Linked DNA regions of Homo sapiens: region 1 is linked to region 2. Evidence: chromatin contacts called from ENCODE Hi-C or POLR2A ChIA-PET data. All regions are on one chromosome and are shown on one strand. The core of a region is the stretch at or near the end of the contact, and the rest is flanking DNA. Distances in the headings are between cores, read along the strand shown. Region 1 holds the start of KLHDC7A (kelch domain containing 7A). Region 2 overlaps IGSF21 (immunoglobin superfamily member 21).

Evidence for each region. Hi-C counts contacts between places; a loop is a spot of excess contacts on that map. ChIA-PET counts read pairs that join two places held with the same protein, here RNA polymerase II (POLR2A). Pooled maps may share reads with other maps.
Region 1: a loop to region 2 is called in a map with no recorded cell type, with 4 times the contacts of the local background. The contact joins the promoter of KLHDC7A here to the enhancer-like site in region 2. A Hi-C loop is called at or near these places in 2 of 168 maps with a recorded cell type or tissue (HepG2 and OCI-LY7), 1 of 37 single-sample maps with no recorded cell type and 1 of 50 pooled maps. POLR2A ChIA-PET finds 5 or more read pairs at or near these places in 2 of 52 experiments (H1 and WTC11).

What each region holds. Positions count from the first base shown.
Region 1 is chr1:18,478,808-18,482,237 of GRCh38, forward strand. KLHDC7A (kelch domain containing 7A) reads left to right here and starts at 2,123. Exons shown (of 1, transcript NM_152375.3): 1 at 2,123-3,430. The coding sequence starts at 2,175. RefSeq lists enhancers at 1,201-2,073, 2,074-2,945.
Region 2 is chr1:18,281,414-18,284,541 of GRCh38, forward strand. All of the region lies in intron 2 of IGSF21 (immunoglobin superfamily member 21), which reads left to right. Among named protein-coding and RNA genes, the nearest start is that of IGSF21-AS1, 110 kb to the left of the region's middle. RefSeq lists enhancers at 1,323-1,969, 1,558-1,677, 1,678-2,877, 1,970-2,616 and a silencer at 2,569-2,769. Within about 2 kb of position 1,835, at least 3 of the 41 ENCODE cell types and tissues checked have a DNase peak (open chromatin) inside an H3K27ac peak, as active enhancers do; they include OCI-LY7, where a contact is called at or near this core.

The sequences.
Region 1 (3,430 bases), core at 873-3,372, 200 kb after region 2:
GAATTCAGGGGACCCCTCTTGACAGCTACCAGTGGGACAGGCTGAGGACACCTGACTTTCTAAGAGGTCACACCTGCTGGATGAAGTCAGGTCTGTAAAACTCTGGACTCTGCAAACAAGGTTTTGAGTCCCCATTTACAAGCCAGTTGACATAATCTTGGAGGTCCAGTTACCGCTGCTGTCAAATGGGGATAACAATCGTGTCTCTCCCCAAAGGGGCTGTGAGCATGAGACGAGATGAGATGAGCTTCATCCCGAGTGTTCACCCCAATCCACTCAGTGTAAAGACAATCCCTGCTGGCTATTGTCCCAAATGGTGCAGGGCCCCACATAGGCTTAGGGTCCACAGCTGAGCCAGCTACAGCCTCTGTCCTCAAGGACTTAGAATGCAGCAGACCAGATCTTGCACACAATGCACTTTACGATGCAGCAGCTGTGGCCAAGCCTAAAAGAGGAGCATCAGAGAACACGAGACCCAAAGGAAGAAAAGGTGATCTTGGACGGATGAAGGCACCAGGGAAGAAGGCCCAGACACAGCCTTTTACCCAACTCTGATGGGCCAGAGGGATGTCCACCAGCCTTCCCTGCCAAGAAGTCACCCTGAGCCCGGTTTGCTAGGCAGTGATCAGGAGATGCATCTGGAAGAGTAAACCGAAGCTGGTACACAGAGAGTTGTGAACGTCGGCATAGGGAGTCAGGATTGTCTCCTAGAGTCAAAGCCTTCAGAGCCAAATTCCTCCCATGCGTGTGCTTCCTGTGGCCCACAGTGTTTTTCAGTTTCATTTTTGAATCAGATGCCAACATTTTAAAATTGAGAGTGATTATGTCACTACTGGGATTCTAAGCTTTTTGCGACAGTGGGAGGATGAGGCAATGCTGGGCCTGATACCATCGGCTGGGGTGGGGCGGACAGACGTCCTTACTTGTTCACTTTACCTACCCAGCCTCCATATGCAGCAAGAGTTTGAGACCCCTGCACAGGACTTTGGGGACTCTTTGAGGACCTTGGTCAGGAGAAGGGTAGAATTAGTTCTGTGCTTTGGAAGGTCCTCTGATGACAATTGATACTAGCGATGATGGTGCCGATGATCAGAAAGAGGAAAAGGAGGAAGAAGCAGAGAATAGTTCATATTTACTAAGCTTTCATGATGGGGGCTCTGCCCCAGTGTTTATTCCTAGTAGCCCATTTAGTTCTCCCCACAAGCTGATGAGGTGCGTATGCTGTCATCCTCCTTTTTCAGACAAAGCACAGAGCGGTGAGGTCTCTTGCCTAAGGTCATATAGTTGGTAAGTAGCAGAGCCAGGTAGTCTGGGTCCAGGACCCACAGCACTGGTGATGGGGGAGGGGAAATGGTGAGGGGGGGTCTGGGAGACGTGAGTCTTCCCTCAATCTTTCACCGTAGGAGATTGTCTGGTTTTAAAAGAGAAGATGTGTCCACATCTAACCCCGATCTGAGCACTAATGCAATGTCTTTCTCCACTGTTCTCAGAAAGGCTGGTTTTTCTTAATAAACTTGTCAGGCAGGGAAGGAGGGCAGAGGCACTCAAGGGCCGGCTCAGGTGGCTTGGCTGCATGCCCTGGCTCCAGACTCCACTGCCATGTTCCCGTTCCCTGCTTGGCCAGCATAAAGTTGACCCCACTGTGAGGACCAGCAGACCTCACAAGAATGACCCCATCCACGCCTACTGGGGCTCCACCTGCCCATGACTCACCACACCCAAGCCTCTGAGCCCAGTGGACTTGCAAAAGAGAAAATAAAGCACACACATAAAGAATAACCAACCCCATGCATTTCCTGGCATCGGGTGACTGTTTGGTTAAGAGCTTCCTCCTCTTTTGTATGCCCACTGGATACTCCTAACATCCCCTAGCTGCTGACCACAGAGCTGGCTTAGGTGGCTGATCACAAGCTCAGCCCCTGGGCGGGCCCCCCACCCCAGCCACCAGGGAAGCATGGAAGGAGGCCAGCCGCTGGGATCTGCCAGCTCTGGGCCCCAGCGGCCACCCTCTGCAGCTCAAAGTCACCTTTGCTCCTCTCCTCTCCTCGGCTGGCCAGCCAGAACCAGCCCAGAACTCCCTCCCCTCCGCTCAGCAGGACCCAGGAACTGGTCCCTACTGGGCAATTATTAATCAGATTCTTGACATTCCTCAGCCCCAGGTTGGCTGGAGAAGCATGTTCCCCAGAGGAGCAGAGGCCCAGGACTGGCATTTGGATATGCAGCTGACCGGCAAGGTGGTGCTGTCAGCCGCTGCCCTGCTCCTGGTGACTGTGGCCTACAGGCTGTACAAGTCGAGGCCTGCCCCAGCCCAGCGGTGGGGTGGGAATGGCCAGGCAGAAGCCAAGGAGGAAGCAGAGGGCTCAGGGCAGCCTGCTGTACAGGAGGCTTCTCCTGGGGTGCTCCTGAGGGGGCCAAGACGTCGGAGGAGCAGCAAGCGGGCTGAAGCACCACAGGGCTGCAGCTGTGAGAATCCAAGAGGCCCCTATGTCCTGGTCACGGGGGCCACTTCCACAGACAGGAAGCCCCAGAGAAAAGGCTCAGGTGAGGAGCGGGGCGGGCAGGGCTCGGACTCTGAGCAGGTGCCTCCTTGCTGCCCCAGCCAGGAAACCAGAACAGCTGTTGGCAGTAACCCTGACCCTCCCCATTTCCCCCGCTTGGGCAGCGAACCGAAGAGCTCCCCAGCTGGACTCATTGCAGCAGCCGACGGCAGCTGTGCCGGTGGTGAGCCTTCTCCATGGCAGGACAGTAAACCCCGTGAGCATCCAGGACTGGGGCAACTAGAACCTCCCCACTGTCACTACGTGGCTCCCTTGCAAGGCAGCAGTGACATGAACCAGAGCTGGGTCTTCACCCGTGTGATAGGGGTCAGCAGAGAAGAGGCTGGGGCTCTCGAGGCTGCCTCCGATGTTGACCTGACCCTGCATCAGCAGGAGGGCGCCCCCAACTCCTCCTATACCTTCTCATCCATAGCCCGCGTCCGAATGGAGGAGCATTTCATACAGAAGGCGGAGGGGGTTGAGCCCCGGCTCAAGGGCAAGGTGTACGACTACTATGTGGAATCTACCTCTCAGGCCATCTTCCAGGGCAGGCTGGCTCCCAGGACAGCAGCCCTGACTGAGGTTCCATCCCCTAGGCCACCGCCAGGGTCCCTGGGAACAGGGGCTGCCTCGGGAGGCCAAGCCGGTGACACAAAGGGTGCAGCCGAAAGAGCCGCCTCCCCGCAGACAGGGCCGTGGCCCTCCACCCGAGGCTTCAGCCGGAAGGAGAGCCTTCTGCAGATAGCGGAGAACCCAGAGCTGCAGCTGCAGCCAGATGGCTTCCGGCTCCCCGCTCCACCCTGCCCAGACCCGGGCGCCCTGCCTGGCTTAGGCAGAAGCAGCCGGGAGCCCCATGTGCAGCCGGTGGCCGGGACCAATTTCTTCCATATCCC
Region 2 (3,128 bases), core at 585-3,084:
AAACTAGCCAGTCGTGGTGGTGGGCACCTGTAATCCCAGCTACTCTGGAGGTTGAGGCAGGAGAATTGCTTGAACTCAGGAGACGGAGGTTGCAGTGAGCTGACATGGTGCCGCTGCACTCCAGCCTCAGCAACAGAGTGAGACTCTGTCTCAAAAAAAAAAAAAAAAAGAGTGGCTGTCATGGAGACACAGGTGGCTGAATAAGTCCCTCCTCCTTCCTCCTCAGCCCACTCCTTCCAGAACACAAGAGGGGAGGGCATTTGTTAAACTGGGAAAGAGCCCCCGAGCCCCTCTCTTTAGGGGCAAGCCATGTGACCCTGAACCCTGTCTCTAATGCTGGGATTTTCCAAGAGCATACTTGTCGGGAGGCAGGGAGGAGGCAGCGAGGAGCTGGACATGATCACCTGGTCTGGAGGAGGGACCTGAGTATCTCAGGTGCTGCAGCTGTTCAGCCCTCGGTGAACCTGTGCTTTTAGGGTCTGGATTCCAAGCATCTGGATTTGGGGGTGTGGTGGAAAGAGGGTGTGCTTCGGAGCAAAGAGCCTGGCTCCCAGCTCTGCGGACTCCTCCCTCTGTGACCCTGGGCATGCCCCTCCCCTCTTTGGGCCTTGGCTTTGCCTTGTGTAAAATGAGAGCCCTAAATGGGACAGTCAAGGGCGCTCCTGCTCTGAATGACCTCCTAGGGCACCAAGGGTCCAGCAGTTGATGGCCCCCTGGGAAAGCTGCAAAGAGACCCTGGTGAGGAGTGGGCCTGGGGGTTCCGGACTGTGTATCCGGTTGTGGTTCCTGACCCCTGTGTCCAAATGACCTGATGACGCTTGTTAAAAATGCAGAATAAGGACTGCATTCAGAAGTCACTGAGTTGGAACCTCCAGGATGGGCTTCCGGGGAAACTGACATTTTCAAACCCCACCCCCACTCTGGCCCAGGTGATTCCACTGTGCACTGAAGTTCGAATGTCTGGCATCTATCTGAGGCCCTTTCTATTTCCCCTGCTTCCTGTCTGCTAGCCCCTAAAGCATGAAGCGGGAGCGGGGTGCTGCATGGGAGGTGGAGAAGGAGGTCTCAGAGCTCCCATGCATGTGTCTGATAGAGTTTGGGGGGCTCAGGTGTTTGGGTCGTGACTGTGGGCTTTGTATTCGACTGGTGGGTGCCTATCTGGGCATGGGAAATGGCAAGGGAGATACAACCTTACATTTGCCAAAAACTCATCCCCTTACATACACACACACACACACACACACACACACACACACACAAACACACACCCTTTCCCGGAGTGAGGAGCAGGGTATATAATTGCACTTACAGCTGTGGGTGCAGGCATTGTGCATGCACAACACCGTAAGTCCACAAACTGACACGCAGCCCTGAAAATGCCTGCATACACTCTCTTACACTCCCTGTGAGACCTCCTGGTCTTCCCTGTGCTAACATCTAAAACTACGCATGAACATTCTCATTATTACTTTGCCTTTCACACACATGTACAGCCTCGTAGGCAGCCTGGAAACACACCTATTTGTACAGTCATCCCTACGGATGCACAGATGCACACCCATACTCCGTTGAACACAGGCTTCCTTGTTCACAGCAGGCTCACCCACGCAGGATGGGGTCCCAGCTCACACCAGTGGCACACACCTCCTCACACTTGCAGGAGCACCTGCCCACATGTGGAGTGTGGGTCCTACAAAGAAGCTGCAGCCGCTCTCCTCCCTGCCACTCTCCCCCCAGCCCCCAGGCCCATCTCTGAGCTGCTGTCTGCCATCGCACGGTAACCGGATGAGACAGGCAATTTATGACACCAGCTGTCTCTGTCAAAACCGGATCTCCCACACACACCAGGGGAAGCCAATTACCTTGAGCCCAGCCCTGCCAGAAACCGGGGCCCACAAGGGAGAGCAGGGACTGCCCAGAGAGGTGAGTGGCACCTGACATGAGGATTTTCTGCCTCTTCTTGTCTTTGGGCATCTGGTATCCTCTTCCCCCAGGCCCCCTTGGGGAGGACAGAGCCTGCCCTACCCTCTCTGAGGCTGCTTCTCTGGCCCAGCTCCCAGGCCTAGGAACTGCAAGAGCGGTTTCAGGGTGGAGAACAGGTGGGCAGGGAGGTTTAGGGGAAGAGTGGTCCAGGGTCGTTATGGCAACAAGAAAGGGAAGAACCCTGTGCCCCTCCCCCTACACAGCAGGCGGCCAGGCGGCTGAATCATTCTCCCAGGCTTCCTCTCCGCCTTCATTCCCCTCACCTCTTCCCTCAACACCCCTGCCCTGGTTTTCCTCTCCCTAGAATACCTACTCCCTTTCTTGCCCCCCTGCCCGAAACTAAAGCCAACTCTACTACCTGAGCCACTTCCTGTCTGGACTTTGGAATCAGACCCATGTTCAAAGCTCTCCATTTCACCACCTCCTAACTGGGAATCAGGGCAAATGGCATCCCTTCTCTGGCCATGGGTTTTGCATCCAAAAGAAAAAATGATGTTCATTCCTATAAAAAAAAATGTTGAAAAGGAGTCTTCTAAGTACCAGACTCCGTTCTATAATCGGGGATGCAACATTGAACAAAATGAAGTCCCACCCTGGGCTTCAGGCTCCACTGCAGGAGTCGGAAACCACACGTTTCAGAAATTTAGAAGAGATGAGTCAGTTTTCTCACTGTCCTCATCTGCTTTGTTTACAGCCATACTCCCAGCACCAAGCACAGCTCCTGAAAGGACCTCAAGCAATAGACAAACTCACAAAGGCACCAGTGGACTCAAGCTCTAGCCTGAGGTTGACTTGGTCTAGTGCCATCTTTGTGCCCAGCCTTGCAGGGCGCTTTCTAGGCATACTTTCTGAGTGGGTGGGATGGCGGCAGATCTGCTTAAGTGAACAGGAAGTCCGTTCCTTCCTTCACTGACTCATTGGTTCATTCCACAAATGCACATTGAGCATGTACTACGTGCCGGTTCCCATGCTAGGCTCCTGGGATCAAGTGAGATGGGCAAGGACTCCCACTTGATAGTTGCATGGCAGAAGTTTCTAGATTTGCTCATCACCTCCCACAGTCTAGAAGCTGAGCAATAAATTCACACTAACAGCAGTGTCCACTTGCCTTTGCATTTTGCAAGATGCTTTTACATATGTTTGTT